Regions from separate parts of the Homo sapiens genome. Here region 2 is linked to region 1. A link is an interaction called in ENCODE POLR2A ChIA-PET data of the cell type or tissue named here. Cell type or tissue: MCF 10A. All regions are shown on one strand. Each heading gives the region's core, and the rest is flanking DNA. Links, peaks and the distances in the headings are about the cores only. Region 1 overlaps TAOK3 (TAO kinase 3). Region 2 overlaps SUDS3 (SIN3A corepressor complex component SDS3).

Evidence for each region. ChIA-PET counts read pairs that join two places held together with the same protein. Peaks named below come from ENCODE experiments on the same cell type or tissue, not always from the same donor. Only the 100,000 strongest peaks of a DNase experiment are listed, where the experiment ranks them.
Region 2: POLR2A ChIA-PET joins it to region 1 with 5 read pairs; 2 of 35 experiments call an interaction of 5 or more read pairs at or near these places.

Annotation. Positions count from the first base shown.
Region 1 is chr12:118,299,547-118,311,991 of GRCh38, reverse strand. All of the region lies in intron 1 of TAOK3 (TAO kinase 3), which reads left to right. Among named protein-coding and RNA genes, the nearest start is that of TAOK3, 67 kb to the left of the region's middle. RefSeq lists an enhancer at 3,694-3,793. In MCF 10A, for the core only: no CTCF peak of the experiment used is centred there; DNase peaks (open chromatin) are centred at 4,211 and 4,811.
Region 2 is chr12:118,410,464-118,422,908 of GRCh38, reverse strand. SUDS3 (SIN3A corepressor complex component SDS3) reads right to left here. Exons shown (of 12, transcript NM_022491.3): 11 at 11,752-11,836; 12 at 4,876-8,574. The coding sequence ends at 8,476. Among named protein-coding and RNA genes, the nearest start is that of SUDS3, 40 kb to the right of the region's middle. In MCF 10A, for the core only: no CTCF peak of the experiment used is centred there; no DNase peak of the experiment used is centred there.

The DNA.
Region 1 (12,445 bases), core at 1,456-9,455:
TCTCCACCATTGCCAGTTCTTTGTGCTGCTTCTTGCCAGCTTCATTTCATTAGTGGTTTTATTTTTCTCCCCACATCTCTCTTGACTTCTGCCAAATCATGTTTTATTCCCTGTTTTGGCTCACGATATCTTCCATTAACTCTTACATCCCTGCTGTGAGCTCCTGTTTTATATAACAGTAACTTCATTGAGTTCCTTTTTTCTTAAAGTTTATTGGCAGTATGTTCTGACACAGCATCCATTGCTATATGACAACTTTTATTCTCTGAAAAGAGTTCTTCACCTGCCATTTCTTTTTCCCATTTCTTAGTTTTGTTTGGTTTTTAAATACTATCTTTACATAGATCTAATGCTGTTTTTAAAAAAAAAAAATTATTCAACTCTAAATGAGACTTATTCTTTGTCTCTTGGGATTCCTATGAGGAAGGGCCAAAGGCCATGTTTCAGGCTAATAAGAGTTTTCCCTATCTCATGGTGAAAATCCTTATAACAAACTTATTTGTGAGCTCTTTCTTTTTTTTCTTTTTTTCTGAGACAGAGTCTCTCTCTGTCACCCAGGCTGGAGTGCAATGGCACAACCTTGGCTTACTGCAACCTCTGCCTCCCAAGTTCAAGCGATTCTCCTGCCTCAGCCTCCCAAGTAGCTGGGATTACAGGTGCCCACTACCACACCCAGCTAATTTTTGTATTTTTAGTAAAGACAGGGTTTCACCATGTTTGTTAGGCTGGTCTCGAACTCCTGACCTCAGGTGATCCACCTGCCTCGGTCTCCCAAGGTGGTGGGATTACAGGCATGAGCCACCATGCCCGGCCCCTATTTGTGAATTCTTTGTGCCTTTATTTTTACTGAGACAACAATGTACAGTTTTATTTCATTAATTTTGAAGGAAAGGCCAGTATAAACCTTTGCTGGACACAGTTCATTAATTGTACTTTAAAAGTGCTACATGAATACCTATGAAACACTGTAGGGTCATAGAATCTGTAGATATCTACACAAACTTTGTAGATATAGCCAGTAACTATTATTTGTGGATATAGATTAAAATAACTATTATTTGTGGGGGAATAATGTAGTTGCAAAATGTCTTATGAATGTGATTAGTTTTCCCACTGCCCTAAAACTCTAAGTCCAGAATATATTAAGGCTATCTACACTACACGGTTTACACATTCTTGACTCCATTTGACCTCCTGTACTTTAAATCCTTCCTCCATATTCTCCCTTATAACAGAAGAAAAAAGCTACCAACATCACCAAGCAGATGTGGTAAACCTATTTATATAATAGAAGGATGATTATAAACATTTAATAAATTATATCAAATAGATATTATATATTAAATGGGCAGATAATAGAAATCTGTCCAAGCAAAACTCTGGATAATTTTTATGTTGCCTTATTTTTTGTTTTCTGTGAACTCCAAGAAAAATGAGATACCAGTTTGGAACAGATGTAATATTGCTGATTTAACAGTTTAGGGATACTCCCCAAGTTCAATAATTTTGCCAAGATACAAATTTAAATGGAACCTTTTATGAAGCTTCATAGTGTGTGAAGAACTTACCTTGTTTATATGTTTGAAGACATACATATTTCACATTTCAGAAGAGTCTATACATAGCTCACCAAATATCAAAACCACCTTGTTAGAAAACATTAAGGTCTGTCTTATTTATTTGTTCATTTATTTATGAGACACAGTCTCACTCTGTAATCTCACTCTGTTGTAGAGGTTGAGTGCAGTGGCACGATCACGGCTCACTGCAACCTCCATCTCCCTGACTCAAGGAATCCTCCCACCTCAGCCTTCCAAGTAGCAGGGACCACAGGTGCACGCCACTATGCCCAGCTAATTTTTATATTTTATTGTAGAAATTGGGTTTTGCCATGTTATTCAGGCTGATCTTGTGGCCTCAAACTCCTGGGCTCAAGCGATCTGCCTGCCTCAGCCTCCCAAAATGCTGTGATTACAGGTGTGAGCCACCACACCCAGCCAACATTAAGGTCTTAAGCTAATTATGAGAAGGGAGGGAGTTGCCTATGGGGGGAAAGAATAAGAAAATGGTAAAAGAAGAGAAACAGGAAAACTCAGGTTTTTGAGCTACAATAATAATTGTGGATAATCTGCTACCCAGCACATAGCCAGGAGGAAGATAAAGAAAACCACCATGTGGCGGGGCCTGATGACTCAGGCCTGTAATCTCAGCACTTTGGGAGGCTGAGGCGGGCAGATCACCTGAGGTCAGGAGTTTGAGACCAGCCTGGCCAACATGGTGAAACCCCATCTCTACTAAAAATACAAAAATTAGCCAGGCGTGGTGGCAGGCGCCTGTAATCCCAGCTACTCGGGAGGGTGAGGCAGGAGAATCTCTTGAACCCGGAAGGCGGAGGTTGCAGTGAGCCAAGATCGTGCCATTGCACTCCAGCCTGGGGGATAAGAGCAAGACTTCATCTCAAAAAAAAAAAGGAAAGAAAACCACCATTTGAGCCAAGAAGGGAGGGTAGATTTGCAGGGAGGAGGGCAGTTGTTTCAAGAAATAAAATTGAAGAGATGCAACTTAGAGCTGTAACTCATTTGTACATCTGAGAACTTAGGATGTCCATAATTTGGTTTTTACAAAATCTACCCTAGAAGGTTGGCTTTTTTTTTTTTTTTTTTTGGAGACAGTCTCACTCTGTTGCCCAGGCTGCAATGCAGTGGCCCGAGCTCGGCTCATTGCAACCTCTACCTCTGGGTTCAAGCAATTCTTCCTGCCTCAGCCTCCCAAGTAGCTGGGATTACAGACATGCAGCACCACGCCCAGCTTATTTTTGTATTTGTAGTAGAGATGGGGTTTCGCCACGTTGGCCAGGCTGGTCTCGAACTCCTGACCTCAGGTGACCCGCCCTCCTTGGCCTCCCAAAGTGCTGGGATTACAGGCGTGAGCCACCGTGCCCAGTGACATTTAAAATAATATAATTCAAAGAGGGGAAAGAAAATGTTTTAAGAACTAAATTTGAGTGCTCAATTAATTACAACCATACAGGCTTTTTTTTTTTTTTTTTTTTTTTTTTTTGGAGACAGAGTTTCGCTGCTGTTCCCCAGGCTGGAGTGCAGTGGTGCGATCTCAGGTCACTGCAACCTCCGCCTCCTGGGTTCAAACGAGTCTCCTGCCTCAGCCTCCCAAGTAGCTGGGATTACAGGCATGTGCCACCACGCCTGGCTAATTTTTGTATTTTTAGTAGAGACAGGGTTTTACCATGTTAGTCAGGCTGGTCTCAAACTCCTGACCTCAGGTAATCCACCTGCCTCGGCCTCCCAAAATGCTGCCATTACAGGTGTGAGCCACCGCGCCCGGCCAAATTACAGACTTTTCTACACCGTCTACATTCTCCCAAGACCATTTTTGGGCAGCACCCTTGCCAGGTAGAAGTACTGGTATACTGGGAAACATGCTGCTATCCTAGGAGTCAGATGACACTCATAAAAATCAGAATAATAATAACTGATTTTCCTGCCTTACTGGGTTGTTAAAATAATTGAATTTGGTTAGGTATGTGAAAGTACTTTATACAAATGTAAATGTTTAATTTTTTTTTTAAGTGAAAGCAAGTTTATTAAGAAAGTAAAGGCATAAAAGAATGGCTACTCCACAGACAGAGCAGCCCCGGGGGGTTGCTGGTTGCCCAGTTTTATGGTTATTTCTTGATGATATGCTAAACAAAGGGTCTATTATTCATGCTTCCCCTTTTTAGACCATATAGGGTAACTTCCTGATGTTGCCGTGGCATCTGTAAACTGTCATGGCATTGGTGGGAGTATAGCAGTGAGGACGACCAGAGGTCATTCTCATTGCCATCTTGGTTTTGGTGGGTTTTGGCCGGCTTCTTTACTGCAACCTGTTTTATCAGCAAGGTCTTTATGACCTGTATCTTGTGCCTACCTCCTATCCCATCCTGTGACTTAGAATGCCTTAACCTTCTTACATTTACAGATATAACTGTTTAATGTTGTTATTTTTTAAATGTAAAAAAAAAAAAAAAGTAGTCAAACTTGCCAACAGCTTATTTTAAGCAGCTATTGGGAACAAGTACCAGTAACTATCATGTAGTGTCAAACCCTTTTTCGCTATGGCCAGTACAGATGGTAACAAGTCTACAGACTACTCATTGGAGCAGTATGCAGCTTAACATTTTTAGTGTTTTAGTAATAAGATACCATTTCCGTGGTTAGAGAGTCAGCATTCAGAACTTTTGTTTTTTAAGGAAAGAACTTCCGGAACTTCATTAACAGTTCATAGAGGATACCGAGACCTCTAGCTGGCTAGCTAGTGGTAGAACTCTAGTATCAAGTGCTTGGAAATTTGTCTAGCAGTGGAAGGAAAGAAGGGGTAGCTGCAGCTGCTATCCTAAACCCTGCAAAAACACTTATACATACACAGCCTCATTTTTCCCATTGCGACCTAATAACTGAATGCAACAGTTTCTGTTTCCAGTTATGGTTCTCTTTCATTCCTGTTTAAAACAAAGGCAGCAGGTCAAGAAACTAACTAAATGTGACTAGTTAGAGGAGAAGATGTGAGGGTGGGAGGGGGAGTCAGGGAAGAAGGAGGACACAGAGATAGCAAATCCATCATCCCTTAGAGGTTAGGCCAACAAAAATAATTGAATTCCCGTGGGAGCCTAAGGTCAGAGTTAGACTACTGGTTAGATCTGAGAGCTTTGCTTTCTGTTTTACAAATGATTTTAAAGAGAAAACTATGAGGACTCCAGAGATGGGGGGGGGAAGAGGAGGCGGGAAGGTTGATTCATAAAGTGGTAAAAAACCGTGCTCAAAACCTCATTGCTTCTTGCACAATTGGTCAAGAGATGTGTCAGCAATTCCTGAGGCAATGATATAACCTGTATAGTTTAGTAATGAGAATCATTATTATTCTATTTCCACATAATTACTGATGTTTTTTGAACTATCTAGAACTGTGTTGTCCAACATTGTAGTTTCTAGCCAAAGAGCTATTTAAATGAAAATTAATTAAAATTAAACACTTAAAAATTCCGTTCTTCTGTTGCACTAGCCACATTTCAAGTGCTTACTAGCCACATGTTGTTAATGGCTACCATTATTGGATAGTGCAAATGAAGTGATAGACTATTTTCTTCATTATGGAGCATTCTATTTGAATGTACTGATGAAGCAGAACAAACTCTGAGAGCAAAAGTTTGATGTTACTACTTTACAATTGAATGATTAGTTTAAGTCCAAAGTACAATATATAAAATTATCTTTTAACTATGGAACCTACCATTGTGGCTTAGTTACTCTAAGTATCAATAATATTTCTTCAGTGAACATTAAGGTCCACTAAATAAAAGTAAGGACAGATCTATGTTAATTTTAGACTCAAGAACTTGAGGGAAACATGTATGGATTTTTATAAAAATTATGAAACGTTTCACATCCATTTACAATCATGAAGAATATAAGTCAAAAAGAAAAATTTAAACCAAGTGTTGAAATAATTAAAATTATAAGCTGGGTGAGGAGGCTCACCCCTGTAATCCCAGTATTTTGGGAGGCCAAGACAGGAGGATCACTTGAGCCCAGGAGTTCGACACTAGCCTGGGCAACATAGTGAGACCCTATCTAAATTCTAAAAAAATTAAATAAAAACATAAAAAATAAAGTTAGCAGTAAATAGGAATAGAATAAGAAAACTCCAAATGGAGGGAGAGGATCAGAAAAAACAACTATCAGGTACTATACTTAGTTCCTGGGTGACAAAATAATCTATACACCAAAACCCCATGACACCAGTTAACCTATATAATAAACTTGTATGTGTGCCCCAAACCTAAAATAAAAGTTAAAAAACAAAAACCAGCAGTGGTCGAGCTTTAAGAGAAAATAAATTACTCTGAGTATCCAGAAAAAATGACACAGAATCCTTTCTACATTCTTTATTATTTTATGAAACATGGTGTCCTCTTGTAAATATCTGAAAAGTGATTTCTATCCTATGACAGAAGAAGACTAACCTCTCCAAAGCAGCAGAGGAGAAAATCGAATGGCAATTGAGCCAACTTTTTTTTTTTTTTTTTTTTTTGAGACGGAGTCTCGTTTGCTGTTGCCCAGGCTGGAGTGCAGTGGCGTGATCTCAGCTCATGCAAACTCTGCCTCCCAGGTTCAAGCAATGCTCCTTCCTCAGCCTCCCAAATAGCTGGGATTACAGGCACCCGCCACCACACCCTGCTAATTTTTGTATTTTTAGTAGAGATGGGGTTTCACCATGATGGTCAGGCTAGTCTGAATTCCTGACCTCAAGTGATCTGCCCACCTCTGCCTCCTAAAGTGCTGAGATTACAGGCGTGAGCCACCACGCCCAGCCGCCAACTTTTTGACATGCATAAAATAGTAAAAAATTAACAGTTAAATACTTAACAGTTGATATATATGTTCTCTATAGAATATCACATTTAATTATGTCATTTGTTAGTAGTAGTGGATTAAGTTTATTTTTATTATTTTTTTGTTTTTTGAGACAGAGTCTTGCTTTGTCACCCAGGCTGGAGTGCAGTGGCACAGTCTCAGCTCACTGCAACCTCCGCCTCCCAGGTTAAAGGGATTCTCCTGCTTCAGCCTCCCTAGTAGCTAGAATTACAGATGCATGCCCGGCTAATTTTTGTATTTTTAGTAGAGACAGGGTTTCACCACGTTGATCAGGCTGGTCTTGAACTCCTGACCTCAAACAATCCTCCCGCCTCAGCCTCCGAAAGTGTTGGGATTACAGGCATAAACCACCAAACCCGGCGGGTTAAGTTTATTGAATGCTTATTCTATGCATGCCACCTTGTTTAACACATTACATACACTATCTTATTAAATCCTGACAATAAACAATCCTGTGCTCGATATATTTATTATATTATGTCCTTTGTACAGATGAGGAAACTGAACCTTAGATTTGAAACCTGCCATATGGTTAGTTAGGATTAGATCTGGGATTTGAACTCAGTTCTACTTTAATCATAACCCGTGTTCTTAACCATGGTTGCTTTTCCAGATAGCAGGCTGAAGACTACACTCTTAAGCAGAGGATTTAAACATAAATCTTTTTCACTCCAGGTGTCGTGTTGTTTCTCTTTGCCATTTGCCTTTCATAGCAACGGAAAATGAGGGAATAACTGTAATTTTATAATATCTAATGAAATTATTGGCATCCCTATAAGCACAATCAATTTTCATAAGTTTAGTTCATATCAAGATTTAGGAACATTATCTGAACAAATTGCTAAAAACATCACAAATTAGGACAAACTGAAATACAAGTTGTACACATATAACATTCAAAAAGCAAAAGCCTTAAAGCAGTGTAGATAATATGTATCAGTGGCTTCTTATTTCAGATTACATTTTTTTTAAGAGAACATTGTAACCATGCAAAGTTGTTGAAGAATATTTAGGGATTTCCTTAGTGTAAGCATAAATTATGGTAATTTTTCTAAACTGGGGTATGAAGAAATAATCAAGTTATCATACGAAGAAGTCTAGGAAGAGGTAATTAATAATTCAGCACCAATTGGTGAAGGCTTCTTTTTGGTTAATATTATATATTTTGTAGTCGGCCTAGTTCAAACAGCCTGTGTCTCTTCCCTGAGACCTTTGAGGGTTCTAGTTCTTGGTATGAGAAATATCACTAAATGAGAAATTTCTAGAGAGCCAAAATTAAAGGGGGAAGTATGTGCTCTTTAGTTTTCTTCAGTGGAATTTACCTCTAAGTGAATGAAATGTAATTCAGCCCGTTGAATCACTGAGCTATTTTATTGCATTGGAACTCATAAAAGAATTTCTTCTGAAAAACGTGCTTGCCTTTTCAACAACTTAAAACCATAGTCTATTCATTCACCTCATAACCAAGTAGTATAGATAATGACTTCACTGAAACAGTGCCAGACTCTCTTCAGCAAAGTGTTGTTGGCATGAGGGAGGCAAAAGGAAGGGCAAGACCAGGAGTGTAAAGAGAGAAGTTACCTGAACTTTATTTATTAGTATTTAAAATATGGGACCAGGCATGGTGGCTCACGCCTGTAATCCCAACACTTTGGGAGGCCAAGGCAGGTGGATCACCTGAGGTCAGGAGTTAAAGACCAGCCTGGCCAACATGGCGAAACCCCATCTCTACTGAAAATACAAAAATTAGCTGGGTATGCTGGCAGGTGCCTGTAATCCCAGCTACTCAGGAAGCTGAGGCAGGAGAATTGCTTAAACCCGGGAGGTGGAGGTTGCAGTGAGCCGAGATCATGCCATTGCACTCCAGCCTGGGTGACAAGAGCAAAACTCCATCTCTAAAAAATAAAATATGAGAGCAGTAAGGGAAAAATTAAAAAGTAATATGCAGTGCTCCCCTTCAAGAAAGTTATGGCCTAGAGAGAAACCAATTCTTAGAACATAATATGAAGTTTGTAAATGGACGTTAACATGGCGAAAACAGTGCACAGATAAAAGTCAATGCAAAAGAAATGTCTCATAGCATTGTTCTATTGTAATGGAGTTGATTAATTTATTCAGACTTTTGGCAAGTGTTCTTTGCACACGTACATTCTGCCAAACATTGTTTCAGGCATTGAAGATGCAACAGTGAACAAAACAGATTGAAAATCCTGTCCTCATAGAGTTTACATGCTAGAAAGGAGAGAGAGAAAATATGCAAATTAAGTGAAATACCTATTTTATTAAAAGGTGGCAAATGCTGTGAAGCAAAAAAACAGAGGAGGAGGATAAGGAATGGGGGCTGATTTCAATTTTAAGAAGAGTAAATAGGGCTTATAATACATCTTTTATTAAAATCATATTAATCTATGGAAGCTGAAGTTGAAATAGGGCCAAGCTGAAATAGGGCCACTTCTCTAGTGACAGAATAAGTGAAAGGAATTCAGTAAAGGAATGAGAGTGGTGTCAGGTACTTTGTTTATCCACTTTCTGGTCTTGATATTTTGATTGTTTGGGTGGGTGTTTAGTAGTATATTTGGTTTTTTGGTAGAGTCAAAATGGAGTGGTGGTACTGAAGATAGAATAGTGCACGGTTCCACTCATCTTCCCCTGAGATCTGTGTGCATTTATGAAGTTTACAAAATGGTAGTCGTGATATTGGAATTTTCACTTGTAGAAAAAAAATGCTGTGTTTTCCAAATATTTTGAGAGGTCATCATAGTTAAGGAAAATCTGTCTGTTCCCATATCTCTTTTTAATACCAAGTTTATCAGTTATCAGCATTGAATAGTTGTTCCTCCATTTTTTATTCATTTATCCAACATGTCTTGAGTGACTAATATTCTGCACTAATATGTGCAGAAGATTTTTTTAAACACATCTAAATATTTTTTGCTTTGCCACAATTAAAAACAGTGACTATTAGCTGTCCTGTCTCTTTCTTACCTTTGACCTCTTACCTCTCTCCAGCAAAGATCTCTTCTTTACAAAAACTTGTACCTGACCCTGCTATTCTCACTTTATTTTATTTTCCCTATTATACCCATAAGAAAACTGAGGCTTAGAGAGTTTAAGTTACTTAACCAATACCACAAGTCAGAGGCAGAAGCAAAATTCAAACACAGATAATCTTGCATCTGAGTAATGTTCTTACCTAGCACTCTAGACTGCCTTCAGCAGTGGACAAGAGAGATGAGGCAGTGCCAAAACCCTCCAGGCTATACTGTTGTTCATTCTGAGAACCTGGGACTCTTGACCTAATTTTCCCTCTTGCCAGCATTTTTGCTCTGCTTCCTGTCACTGCCAACAGAGTATGGATGTGGTCAGTAAGGTGTGGATAGTACAGGTCACCCTGATTTCCTTCCTTGATCTGTGCAGAAATGCATGCTGTACTTTCTCCACTTAAAGATGAGTGGATAGGGACAGAGAATGACAAAAAAACCAAAACAGATCAAAAACCCCACCATACTGGACAAGTGTCTGAGAGTATACAAATATTCTAAAAGAGGCATTTTGAATTTAAATTTTCTTCACAATTAATGCAACTCTGCAAAAGTTAAAGAGGAATAGCCTGAGGAGAAAAAATATGGTCATAATATAACCCCCAGCCTTTCTTACTTTTGATGTACTTAACCCTTATTGTGCTTTGAGGTTTGAATTTTTTTTTTTTTTTTTTTTTTGAGATGGAGTCTCACTCTGTTGCCCAGGCTGGAGTGCAGTGGCACAATCTCAGCTCACTGCAACTTCCGCCTCCCAGGTTCAAGCGATCCTCCCGCCTCAGCCTCCTGAGTAGCTGGGACTACATGCAAGCGCTACCATGCCTGGCTAATTTTTGTATTTAGTAGAGACGGTGTTTCTCCATGTTGGTCAGGCTGATCTTGAACTCCTGACCTCGTGATCCGCCTGCCTCGGCCTCCCAAAGGACTGGGATTATAGGAGTGAGCCACCGTGCCCAGCTGAGGTTTGAATATTTTGACCATTACTTCAGGCTTTAATGACTGCAGATGTAAATGGAAAAAAGGAAAGTATCTTTGCTGGATCGTCATTCATGAATTCTAGTTTTGGAGAGGAAGGTAGCTACAAAATACAGGGTTCCTTGAGAAAGGTCCTTAAAATTTCAACAAACACTTAAGCAAACTTTTATTATCAAGTTCCCTGTATACCAGGAACTGTGCTAAGTGCTAGAGTTTTTGGTTTTGTTTTTAGCCTCCCTTAACTATTTTGCTTGATGTTTCCACCTCTTTGCAGCTTTAATGGAGCTTTGCTTGACAGTGACATTTGCAGCTGCTTATGGCATTACACTATCTAACATTTATTAAGCACCAAGGAAACCCTGGCAGGTGTGTGTGGAAAAGGCAAAAATTGTAGAACTAAACCATCACTATTTGAAAGTGAATTGAATTTGATACTTCTGGCTGTATGATGGAGGTAAAAATTTTAAAAATAGGCAGGATGCAGTGGCTCACGCCTGTAATCCCAGCACTTTGGGAGGCTGAGGCAGGCAGATCATTTGAGGTCAGGAGTTCAAGATCAGCCTGGCCAACATGGTGAAACCCCGTCTCTACTAAAAATACAAAAATTAGCCGGGCGTGGTGGCACATGCCTATAGTCCCAGTTACTTGAGAGTCTGAGGCAGGAGAATCGCTTGAACCCAGGAGGCAGAGGTGGTAGTGAGCCAAGATTGTGCCATTGCACTCCAGCCTGGACAATAGAGCAAGACTCCGTCTCAAAAAAATAAATAAAATTAAAATTTAAAAAAAAATCAAAAAGGAAGGTCCTAAGAAAGGAGAGAGGTGAGCAAAGAATAAGGAAATAGTTAGGTGATAGACACATACAACTGTTGAGGAACAGAAAGAACAATAGAATCAGGAAGAAAAGAGCACTTTACAAAATATCCTTCAGTATACTAAAAAGTGTGAGTGTGTGTGAGTGTGTGTGCGTGCATGTGTGTGCGCTATAGTGAGATTATTTAGAAAACTTGCCCTGAGTTCATTTTCACTTAGGGTTGGTTTTAGATTTGTGAGCTTTCTTGACTATGCTAATCCTCGCCTCTTTGGTACTCAACACCCAATCCTCCCACACAAACAGAGTCTGTCAGAATTATCTCTTTTATCACTTGATATTCAGCTCACATTTACTTTCTCAGACTTTTGGAAGTTACCACTCAGACAGATGCAAATTCAGTGCGATGCCTGCCAAAGTGCTGAGCAGAAAAGAGACTTTCTTTTACACCTTCCATCTTTTGAGCTTTTGGTCCTACTCTTTCAATTTTTGCTAAATAGTAAATGGGGATATTGTTGTTTTTCAGATGAACACGTGAGTACATTTGCATTACTGAGCTTGCTGTCTCTAGTTCTAAAGAGATTCTTTACAATTTCCGTATCAGCAAAGGAATTGCCTTGATTTCCTTTGATGATGTTTCCCTGCTGATATTCTAGACCTAGCACAGAAGCAATTGGTACCCTCGTGAAAATGGCTCTTGCCCAGTAATTCTGCTTTATTTGTACATATTCAGCTTTAATTACAGGGGTAAGTGGGGGAAGGAGAAGAAAGCCAAAAATACCCACTGCCCCCAAGTGGAAGAACAAGAAGAAGCTTGACTCCCTCAACTTGCAGGAGTACAATTATATTGTAACTGAGGTTGTTTTCCTAGATGTCAGCCAGAAAGATAAACACTCAAAGTTTAAAAAAAAAAATAAAATAACCTTTAGTGGCTGGGCGTGGTGGCTCACGCCTGTAATTCCAGCACTATGGGAGACCAAGGCAGGTGGATCACCTGAGATTAGGAGTTCGAGACCAGCCTGACCAACATGGTGAAACCCCGTCTCTACTAGAAATACAAAAGTTAGTCGGGCGTGGTGGTGTGCACCTCTAGTCCCAGCTAGTGGGGAGGCCGAGACAGGAGGATTGCTTGAACCTGGGAGGCAGAGGTTGCAGTGAGCCGAGATCGAGCCACTGCACTCCATCCTGGGTGA
Region 2 (12,445 bases), core at 2,087-10,086, 110 kb before region 1:
CTTTGGGAGACTGAGGTGGGTGGATCATGAGGTCAGGAATTCAAGACCAGCCTGTCCAACATGGTGAAACCCCGTCTCTACTAAAAATACAAAAATTAGCCGGGCATGGTGGCAGGCACCTGTAATCCCAGCTACTCAGGAGGCTGAGGCAGGAGAATCGCTTGAACCTGTGAGACGCGGCGGTTGCAGTGAGCCAAGATTGTGCCACTGCACTCCAGCCTGGGCGACAGAGCAAGACTCTGTCTAAAAAAAAAGAAAAAAGAAAAAAAGTTCAAGGCTTGTGATGTATGTTAAACACACGCTACTATTTGACTTTAAACATGACTCATATCCACTTGTCTTTTTGCTCAAGCCATTTCCTCTGTATGGAATTCCCATTCTTGGTCATAGACACTGCTCAAGGCCTGCCTAGCTTTCTCTGAATCCCCCAAAAGAGCCTAGAACACTACCTAACATGCAGTAAAATTCAATAAATGGTTTTTGAATTGAATGCAATGACAAATGTGTTCCTCAAGCTTATGATTATTTACTATTTCAAGTAGATGAAGAAACACTCCAAACAACTGGCTGCAGGTGACCAAAAGATTATCATAGCAAAGTTCCCTGTCTTGTTTGGGATAAGAGTGAAGGTCTCCAGGGACCCGTTCTGTGGTGGAAACACTTTCTTCCAATAATAATGAAAACAAGAATAACAAGGAAAAATAAATATGTATTGCCTTTAGTCCCGGCTACTTGGGAGGCTGAGGCAGGAGGATCGCCTGAGGCCAGGAGTTTGAGGCTACAGTGAGCCATGATGGTGCCTGTGAATAGCCACTGCACTCCAGCCTGGGCAACACAGTGAGACCTCATCTCTAACAATGTGTGTATGTATATGTGTGTGTATATATACATGTGCATATGTGTTATATTACACACACACATATGTACGTGTGTGTGTGTATATCTATATACACAGAAAGGGAGAGAGAAAAGACTATGTCCCAAACACTATTTCTAAGTACTTTATCAATAATAAATTACTTAACCCTCAAATCAAATCTGTGAAAAAACAGCAGTTGTCACCCCCATTTTACAGTGGAAACTGGGTAGGGTGACCAACCATCCCAGCTTGCCCCAGTCTGACAGGGCTCCTGGGATACAAGACTTTCAGTACTAAAACCAGAAAGTCCCAGGCACACTGGGATGGGAATACCCTAACACTGAGGCACACAGAGACTAAGAAAATGTCCCAAGGTTAATGAGTGGCTAGGCCAGGATTATGAACTCAGGGCCTTCATCACCTCCACTGGGCAGGTACAGACAGAGGCAAAAATGAACCCATAGAACGATGGCAGTGTTAGGGTATTTCCATCCCAGTGTGCCTGGGACTTTCTGGTTTTAGTCCTGAAAGTCTCATATCCCAGGAGCTGTCCACTATGCTTTCCAGCACCCAGCCCGGCATAAAGAGGTCCTCAAATGATTGTCCTAACCATATTCCAGCTGTAGTACTGACTATAGCCCAGCTGTGGTACTGACTATAGCTCTAAGACCACAGGAAAGTCATTTAACATCTCTGGGCTGCAGCTGTTTTCATCTTCAAATGAAGGGCTCAAACTAAATCAGGAACACTAAATGGACTCCCTTGCTCACAGCAGAAAAAATGGATTGGGCAACTGTTTCTTGCTCTACTGGAACTTGGGCCTCAGAGTCCTTCTCACCCCTGCACCTGGGGCAGTCCCCACCCATTTGTAGGAGGTGATGCTGAGCATGGTCTCTAAAGCCAGCAGCTTTACCTTCGTGGTCTGCTGTTAGCTGAAGTAGCTTTCCTGAAATGGTTCTGATCGCTTAGGATCTAGTAGTCAGACTAGCATCCAAAGAGAGAAGTATACAAATGGCCACAGCATCTGTAATGGTAGGGACAGTCTCCACAGACTGGCAGTAACCATGTCCAACCCTGTGTTATGTACTCCTCACAGTACAGCAGGGTGAATGAGGGCAGGGACTCTGGAGAGACTGCTTGGGCTCAGAATCCCGGCTTGCCATTTACTGGCTGTGTGACCTTGAGCAAGTTACTTAACCTCTCTGTTTCTCGATTTCCTCAATTACAAAACAAGGACTATAATTGTAGCTACCTCATAGGGTTGTTACGAGGATTCAGTGAGTTAACAGAATACTTAGCACAGTAGGTGCTATGTTTTAAATATGTTTTTAAATTGTATTCCTACCAGAAGGAAATTGGGGCTGTGTTAATATTATTAGAATCCTCAAAAACATATCTGAAGTAGATATGATTTAGCAAATGAGGAAACTGAGGTTCAAAGAAATTAAGTTGCCCAAGGTCACACCTAGCCAGCTTAACAGTAAAGCCAGATTCAAATCCTGATTCCAAAGCTTCTGTTCTTAGCCATAATGCCACCCTGCATCTCAGTAAACACTCAAACACTTATGAAAATAATTGGTGGTGAAATAAAGGGGGTTCCTGGTTACCTGCAGGGGCTTGCTAACCTGTACTGTACTCCTGCGTTGAGTATCTGCTTGCTCCGTACCGGTGTTGCTGACTCCCAGGACCTGGGGCATTGTTTTCCTGACTGGCTCTGGGAATGCCACCTACTGTACCCCCTGCCTGTCCACACCACTGGCAGAGAGAGGTGATGCCAACAGATCTGAGCATCAGCCTACGGAAAAACACAACACACCGCTAAGTCTCCGACTTCTGAAAAATATGAATCTTTAAGATTCGGGTTATTGGTCTTCTCGTATCAGTAAAGTGAATATTTTATAGATCTGTATCTTTCAGGGAATCGAGTAAACACAGATTAGAGAAAATGAGCAAAGGGATTAAGCATCTCGGTACCTATGCTGTCTCTTATCTACCTCTCTCCTCTAAGGATCCTCCTAAATCTACTTTTTTGTCTTAATAATCAGTTATTCACAAAAACATCTATTCTGGTAAACACCAAAGTTCCTAAAGCAAATGTATTCCTCACCATATTATGTTCAAAGGGAGTGAAATGATGTTTCTAGTTCATTCCATCTGGTGCTTTTTAAAAGCAGGAAAAGTGCTTAGCCTTCCCAAGGATGGGGCTTAGAGTTCCTCAAATGATAGTGCAAGAGGCCAGAAATTGGTTCTACTCCTGCCTCTGCCCAAAGACTGCACACTCCTGGTTTGGTTGATAAGCAGGTCGCCAATTAGAACTGAGCAGTTTCGGGGCAGGTGACATGGAGCTAAGGTATTTATTCTTCCATTACAGTGCCTCTACAGGAGGGCATGCCATGGAAAGGTCCAGTGACATCAGAGCATCAAGATGCTGAAGGCCCAACTCCATACCGACATTTTTAGAAACCAATTCAATGGCTCCAACTCCATAGATGATAAGGCAGGGAGGGAGGAAGTGATCTGAAAAAATACCGATACATGTTTTTGCCCAAAGGCTCTCTTGTAGCTTATTGGATAAAGCAGTTCTCATCACGACCAATGAGCTGTTTCCATTCCTTTTTAGGATGGTTATACTCATGCAGGATCAACAGAAAGCAAGCTCTTGGCTGGTCACCATGGCTCTCAACTATATTGCCAAGAGAGAAACCCAGAGTTATCAGGCAGGGGAAAGGGTCCTGCAAATAATAGTGTTTGTACTTCTAGCATTTTGCTCTGGGAGCATGTGTGTATAGGAGGTGAAAGCAGCTTATGTATTTTAACAAACAAACAAAACCTCCCAGGGAAATCCTGAAGAAAGGCAGAAATGTTGAACGTAATTTTAACAGATTAACATGGGGAAGGACTGCAAAGTGTAGTGGTTAGGGGAAACCTGGCTTGGAAACTTTAAATCCAGACTGTTATGTACTGTGTGACCTTGGAGAATCACCTCCTCTAATTCAAGGAGTCTGTTTCCTTCTTTAAAAACTGGTGAGATGCTTGCTTCATGGGTGACCAAAATAATAATTGAATACTGGTGACAGCAGCAGTGTACTCTCCTTAATTTATTATGAGGCTTAAATGAGGTAACACAAGGGAAGGGGCCAGCACCCAGAACATGCACTATTACTCACCAGTTTGCCTTGGCACATCATACCCTAATATCATTTGCTAACATTTACAGAGTATTTACGTATGAGGCACAGTGCTGAGCTCTGGGTTTCTAGAATTAAGTCAAGGCTTAGACTGAGCCAGCCTTAAATTTGGGAGTTAGTACTCTTTCAGAGATTGTGAAGATTAGTGAGAAAGTGCCTCCCATGAGGGGTTTAGTACAGTGCCTGGCATATATACAAAGTACTCAGGAAAAGGCAGACTATGACATCAAGGGCAAGCCCCACTTGCCTTGGGAACAATGGGGAGGGTGAGCAGGTTGACCTGAATCTGTTTTTCCCCTCCCCAATTAGTCATATCCTTTGCTGCTAGCTCTTTGCATTCCTGGTCAATCCCTAGCCTATACCAGGTACCTGGCTCTTCTAGAACAACCATGGAAGGAAGCAGCTCAAGAGCTTGAAGGTTAAGGTACTTAAAATAGAGAAAACTAGTTGGGAGGAGTAGCTGAAAGTCTAAGGGGCTTGTGGGTTCTGGGAATGTTATTTCTTGATCTGGATGCTATAATAGTTACATGGATGAATTCACTTTGAGAGATTTCAACAACTTCTACAATTAAAACTTGTGCACATTTCTGTCTAATTCAAACATTTTAAAAACAGAAACCACCCCTCTCCATCATCTAAAGCATAAAGCAGTCTTTCCCAAAGGGGTGCCATAACTGGGTCACAGGTCGGTCACCTGTGGCAGCACGCAGGCTTGTTGGCTGACCCCGGGAGCAGTACAAATACCATCACTGTTTGGTTAAGATTGGTAGGCACTATCTCAAAAGCCAGGAACAATATCCTCCTTAATCATGCACCAAATGAACAATATCCTCAATCACAAGTTTATTTCAAGATTGTTTTTCCACCCAAGATCCATTCTATTCACTTGATTTTTAATGACTTTTATCTGCAACAAGAAGAGTGCACAAACATTTAAGGGTCAACACCCCAGATTGCTCTTTACAAAACTGAGTATTAGCCTGACATCATTCTGTATCTTAGTCTTCACTAAGAATTAAATGTCTAGAATATCCCTTCCTCTGCCCTAACTTCCTTTCCCCATAAGCAATGGATCAAAAACCTAAAATAAATTTCTATCACTTATCAAGTCAATGGATACAATACAGACTTCATGCTGGTTTTCTCTTTGAAAGTTTATTGTTTTCTTTAAAAAAAAAAAAAAACCTATACCTTTTATATTTTACATTCACCTCTCAGAATATTTAATGGTACCCGTTAACGATGTTATAAAAAAAGACCATCACCTGCTTGAAATGGCTGCAAATTTACCATGTTCTGGCATTAAAGTGATTTCAACTCTTTGGACAAATTGGTGTAACAGTAAGCACCGAGATTTCAAATTCCCAGATGAGAAAAAAAAAATTAATCAGGAGGAAATTTATTTAGTAAAAATTCAAAGCTAAAGAAATGTGAGAAGGAAGCCAAACCCAAAAAACTGTAAAAAATACAATCTTCTCTCCAGAATTAGGTTAAAAAATACAGTCAACCCCATTCTAAACCCCATATTTCTTAGAAAAGTCACCCAGTCCTGAACACAGGGTCTTATACACAAATACATGTAGCTTGATTTGCAGATCAGCCTCTGGGATCGACCTTACACTGGCCCCAATTAGAAGTTCAAAAACAAAAATTAAGTTAGGTAGTCAGACATCTATAAATACTAGTATCCGCATGAATGAAAACACCCTGGCTTTGGTATGGCTACAGAAATCCATCTGGAAATTATTCAAAAGGACGTGGTTCAGGGAAAAGGGGGTAGGCAGGGCATGGGGGGAGGGGAACACACAAAACCCCCAAGCAGAGGTAAAATGAATATTGGAACACACCCGCAGCAAACACTGTACATAGACTTGAGGCAGATGCCTCTAACACAACACATATACAGGTTCTTGATCAAAATGGTCTGGACCAACCTTTTTCAAAGTAATCACCTGCAGGAAAGAGTTTAAACTTGGAAATTCATCTGGTGCCCTGGGGTCTAGTGAGAAACAATGACCTTTTGGAATAATGGCCACCCAGGCTAGAAGCTAGCCTCCTTCTCGTCTAGAAACTTCAAAGTCTGTCTTCCCCTTTAGTAAGGCTTCTGCCCACCACAGAAGTACCCCCATCTACTAACAGGAAGGCTGCTTCTGTTCCTGGTCACCACTGAGGCCTGTCAGGCTTCAACTGCTGATTTTTCACCTCTGGGGTGACAAAAGAAAATATTAAGTCCTCTGGGATTAGAAATGTAATTTACTATGCTGATTCTCAAAATGGACTTCTCACCTGCCCCCATTTTCACTAGGCCCAATTAAGAGTTGTGAGGACGCCGAGGAGAAGGCAATGGCGGAGTCGAGACTATGACTAAGGGCGCCCTCAATACCCTCAAAAGTCAGAGAGGAGAGAAGGCAAAAGTGCCCATACCCTGGTCTTCAAATAAATAGTTGCTTCACAAAAGCAGAGGTCCCACAGAGAAGGCCAGAAAAAGAGGCAATTTGTTCCTGCTTCAATGCGGAACCCCAGTGGTTATCAATACAATCCTCAACTATAAAAACAAACTTTGGTATACTGTTTAGGAGGACAAAACACATGATCATTGAAAAACTCCACCTTCAATGGAAAAATACATGAAATATATCTAATTTCCATCGCAGGGCACTACATGAAAACCAACAGCTGCACAATATGTGATGTGACACACACATCGTATGTGTAACAGTTCAAGCGAGGGAAGTCCTGCCTCACAGTCAAGGCTAACAAACAAGAACAGGTGAAGCCTGTGTTTACCATGGGCTGGGTTCACTGTAGTAAACATCATAGCAGTCGGGGATTGGAGGGCAGAGAAGAAATACAGAACCCCAGGCAACTTTTGATAACAGCGTCATTTATCCTGTTTTCTAAATAAGACTCCAACACCAGAAAAAAAAAAAAAAAAGAGGAAAAAACGGATTGTAAGTTAAAACAAAAATCTATCTGTATAAGTCTTTACTTGTACAAGTCTGTACAAGTCAGTAAGGTTTGGTCTCTGCAGAGCCAGAACTTCAGAGAAGGTGATTTAATTGTCATCACAGTCCCCCCAACTTGCTTGGGGGTATGTACATCAAGAGACAACATGAAGAGAATCACTTGAGACCAAAAGAATTACTTACAAAGAAAGATTTCCTAGGATGTGTAAGTTCTACTGATTGCTCATAGAGACGCTAACAGTTGCTCTAACCCCAAATTTTTTGAACATCTCAAGATGGCAACATGAGTATAGAAAACCCCAACACTCATCACCCAATGAATCATTTCTCCAATCATGGGAGTGAGGGAAGGATGTAGGAAAGGCTGTTTCATCAGGACTCATTAGGGAGGGTGTCAGTCCAGAGGCAGCCACAGCAGAGCTTTCCTTGTCTTCAACCTGGGCCAAATGAAGCTGTGAGCGCTCAGGGCCTGACAACAAAGTTCTCCACAGGTTTGGAATGGCCAATGTGCAATAATGGCATCAGCCACAAGAGTGAAACTTGAATCGTGCATGAGGGTCTATAGATCACTGATTATTGCACTATCAATCTCACCTCCCACCCGTAAAAGATTACCCAGATAATCAGCCTGTGGCACATACTTACTACTACCTACTTGGGAACAAGGGAGAGGAAGGAATTACAAATGAAAACTTCTGAAATGACCACTGCTTATTCCAGCTTAAGCTAGAACAAATGTTTGAATAAATCACCTGCATTAAATAACATTTAAAATATGGTACCTTCAGCACATTATAAATATGAAATGTCCCCTCCCCCAACCCCATTTACTTCAGTGCACATAGTCTTCCAGGCAAGCTTTTCCATCGCTCAGCGAGCGGAATGGATGGTGTGCACAGATGTTACACAAAGCATTTATTTCTCTGAGAAGGCCGAGAGCCACGAGAATTCATCATCTCCTGCTAGGACCTCTGCCCCAAGCTTCTGGGCAAATAGTGAATTGGACGCGACAGGGAAAGTAGCTACGTGATCCACTAATCAGATTCAAAACATGAAAATGCACTGGAGAGTGTATCCCTTCCTGCTCTTCTCCATGGTAGAGAGACTTAAAGATAATCAATAAAAATAGCTGTCCCTTCAAACTCAGAGGAGGTTTTCAAAAACAAGTATAAGCAAAAAATAAAGAAATAAAAGGAAAGTAAATCAAACCCCCCAATACGCCTGAAAGTAAAACAGTCTCATGGTGACTGATGTCTGGAAGAAGTTGAGGCAGAAAAGACTGACAAAGTTGGAAGCATCCGGCCACAAAAGTGCCCTAAAGAATTCACTGCAGTGCTCTCCATTTCCAAGGCTGAGTAGCTATTCCCAGTAAGTTAACATTTTTCTATTAAGGAGAAAACGAAACAAAACAAAAATAAAACCCACTCCAGAAAAAGGGTCAAGAGAAGAGCACTGTAGAAAGTCAAGCAGCTGAGCGCCGGCGGATCACGAAGAGCCCGCGCTGAAGCTGGCCCAGGTAGATCCTCATCTTGGTGCTGTCACTTGTCTTCCTCACCCAGATCTGCAGGGGAGAGGAAAGGGAACAAGATGAAAAGTTAAATACAGAAGAGCAAATCTCCTACACCATCAAAATATCTGCACGAGTGAGATGCAAGCAGAAGGCTGGTAGCCTCTTGCTGGAATAAACTGTCTCAACTTGTGAGGGCTTCATAAGCACCCCTGACCTCGGGCCATCTAAAGGCATGCCGCTGGGAACAGGCATCAGCCTTGAACTCGTTTCTCAGCCATCTCTCTCACACCTGTGATTACGAAAATGGAAAGCACAGCAATCTTGGGTTCCATTTCTGCCTTGATCTTAAAGATGCTTTTAAATTTGGTTTGATTACTGTGTTATCAACACTCAAGAGACATCTATTCATAAACACAAACTTTCAAATTTGGAAGTATTTTCCTTGCTCCAAGGGACTTCCATATTATACAAACTTTCAATACTTTGGTTTCCTGGCAATGAAGGCTAATGGTTGTGCAGAAAAACAGGGAAAAAATATCAACAATAGAAAAATGCCCACTAATGAGCTAAGGCCCAATTAGGATCATGAGAAGGTTGAAGCACTTCCGAGAGTCCTTCCCTCCTCACCATATCCCCCTCTCACAGACAGTATTAGATTACAGTGCATTTTACAGGGCAGATGCATTCTTCCATTGAATTGAGAATGAACTCTTGCAACAGGGGACTGCCAGGGCTGACAAAGTGCACTCAATAAGGGGCATCCTAAAGCCATGGGTGAGAAGGGGAGCTGCTGCCAGTCACCTGACCCCCTGAGCCAGGGTTACTGAGCTCTGTGTGCCAGACACCATGCTGATCAGGCTGAGCTTTTTCACCCGCAAGACAACCCTATGAAATAACTACTATCATTGGCCCCATTTTAAAGAAGAGGAAACCAAAGCTCAGCAAGGCTGAGTCACTTATCACGACGTGAATTCTGGTGTCTGACATCAAAGCCCCTGGCTCTTCTCTACTAAAGCAGTCTCTGGCTTCTTCTTGCCTGTTTTTCTGTAACATGCAATTAAATAGAGCCAAAAGCACAGTTTTTTGAAAGGTCTGCATCTCACCCAAATATACAAGTTTACAGATTTATCTCCTCCTTCCTGGACTCAGTTTTCAGGTTTTAAAAAAGCTTATTCTGTTTCATCTCAATTTCTTTAATGTGATTATTCAGCAGTATCTCTACTGCTTTAAAGTCAAATACACTGGCTTAAAAATTTAAAAAGTTAAAGACCTCACATGAAGCTAAGCCTCCAAGGGACCTTGCAGAATCATTTTAAATGAAAAACTGATCCCAAGAAAAGCTAAGTCAGGGAGTCATCCACACACTCAGAGCTACCCACCAAACCTGCTTGGAGTCAAGCTATGCTAAAGCCAAGTAGCTCCAGTGTCACCTAGAATTTGATCTGAAAAATGAGCTGGAACACTTTCAAGAAATGAGAACGGTTTCCCCATTGCCAGAGTTGCATGTCTTCAGTGCACTGAAGCTTCTCCCCTCCAGAAGACGTGTTTCAGTGTCACCATTTGTCAGATCTCACTGACACTCTATTATGTCAAGACGCGACAATATTCGGCAGAGAGAGGGGAAAAACAATCTAACTTGCATTTATATTTTTCTGAAAAATCTTGAGGTATCATAGAGGAGAATAATGCACTGGTTCTGAAGTTAGGGTCAGGTACTAGAAGGCCACATGTGCTTGTGGAACAACCCAGACAGCCAGGTGCAAATGATTACCATGAAATCGTGACACCTCTTGGCTGAGGACCAGGTCTCTCTATTAGCTTCCCTGTTCTGGTTCTGACTTGGCTTGAGGGGACTCACACGGATCCTCAGCCCAGAGAAGAATGGCATTCATTTATCTAGAAGGCTCTCCCTAACTTCTAAGTAAACAATCATTTTGCAAACTAGTCACATTTCAGGGCATTTTCAATTCAGGAAGCTGGAAGAATAGAAGAGGCTTAAGTTACTTCATAATCCAGTTTCATTACATTTACTGTGCACTGGCACGAATAAGTTACAGAGGGCAGACACATAGAAATCAATTTCTTTGCAGACATTTGTGGACTGATAAAAGATCAAGCCAATCCAGCTATTAAAGTTTTTAACTTTAACTAACAACATAAGTTACACATTGCTTATATACTCCTCATGAAAGACCACTTGGAGAACTCAGAGGGCAGTCATATCATCCTCAGGTATAACCCTCTGAGCTGACTTTAAAACCAGACCCCATCCATCCTAAAGGAGTGTCTCGAGGAGACCAAAAACCAAGGGCATAACCCTGGCAACTTGTTTTGAAGCACAATAGGACATCTCAGCTAGGAAAGACGGCAGGCAAGTGGCGTGTGGGTCGTTTCAGGCCAGCACTCACTTAGTGAGCACTTACTGGGTGCTAGACCCTGTGCCAGGTGCCTCATTCAATCCTCACAGCAAGAAACAAATCTACTGGTATGTGTGAAAGTTCTAGAGAAACAAAACCAAGATGGAGTATGCTCCACAGTCAAGCTCCATTCTCAGTAGATGGTTACCTTAAAAAGAAGCAGGAGTTGGCCAGGTGTGGTGGCTCACGCCTGTAATCCCAGCACTTTGGGAGGCCGAGCTGGGTAGACCACGGGGTCAGGAGTTCAAGACCAGCCTGACCAACGTGGTGAAACCCCATCTCTACTTAAAAAAAAATACAAAAATTAGCCGGGCGTGGTGGTGGGTGCCTGTAATCCCAGCTACTCAGGAGGCTGAGGCAGGAGAATCACTTGAACCTGGGAGGTGGAAGTTGCAGTGAGCCAAGATAGCACAACTGTACTCCAGCCTGGGCAACAGAGTGAGACTCTGTCTCAAAAAAAATAAAAATAAAAAAAAAGAAGCAGGAGTTGAATGTACAGACACCACACAGACTTGCTTTTTGTTCTTTCCTGGAATCTAGCTCCGTGGTTCCCAAATCAGTAGCTGTACCGGGAGTTCACAAATACCCCATGGAATAGACAAATCCGCATATGTTGTAGTCAAGCGAATGTAAGGACTTTTCAAGGATGATTTTGACAATGTGCAATTTCTGCCTGACTTTAGAATCTAACCCACATAGAAGACAGTACTCCACTGTACTTCCTTGGTGGCACTTTCATTTCAGGTTTGCCCTACCAACACTTCGCAGTACACATTTTGCTTCCCTAAAGGTGAGGGAGTGTGGTTCCCACCTCATTGGCTCCTACAGAACTGATCACGCAGCTCAGTTTCTGGTTGTCCTTTGACTCCAGATAGATGGCCTGGCTCTTGTGGTACCTGACAAAAACAAGGCACACATTTTTAAAAAGGGAGGGACAGAGACAGGAAGTAAAAACCAAACAAAACAAAAACACCATCACAACAAAAATTATAATTAAAGAAGTCTTAATAATTCACATTTGAGGAATAGCCTGGATTTCCCATTTAGCTTAATTTAAAGGCTTCCATCCTGAGGCCAGGCGCGGTGGCTCAAGCCTGTAATCCCAGCACTTTGGGAGGCCGAGGCAGGCGGATCACAAGGTCAGGAGATCAAGACCATCCTGGCTAACACGGTAAAACCCCGTCTCTACTAAAAATACAAAAAAAGTAGCCGGGCATGGTGGCAGGTGCCTATAGTCCCAGCTACTTGGGAGGCTGAGGCAGGAGAATGGTGTGAACCCGGGAGGCGGAGCTTGCAGTGAGCCGAGATGGCGCCACTGCACTCCAGCCTGGGCGACAGAGCAAGACTCCATCTCAAAAAATAAATAAATAAATAAATAAATAAATAAAATAAATAAATAAATAAATAAATAAAGGCTTCCATCCTTAGGTTAGAAGACCACCTAATCTTCTTTGGGATCTAAAGCTTATATTCCTTGGTCCCTCTACAGAAGGGAAAAGGCTGAG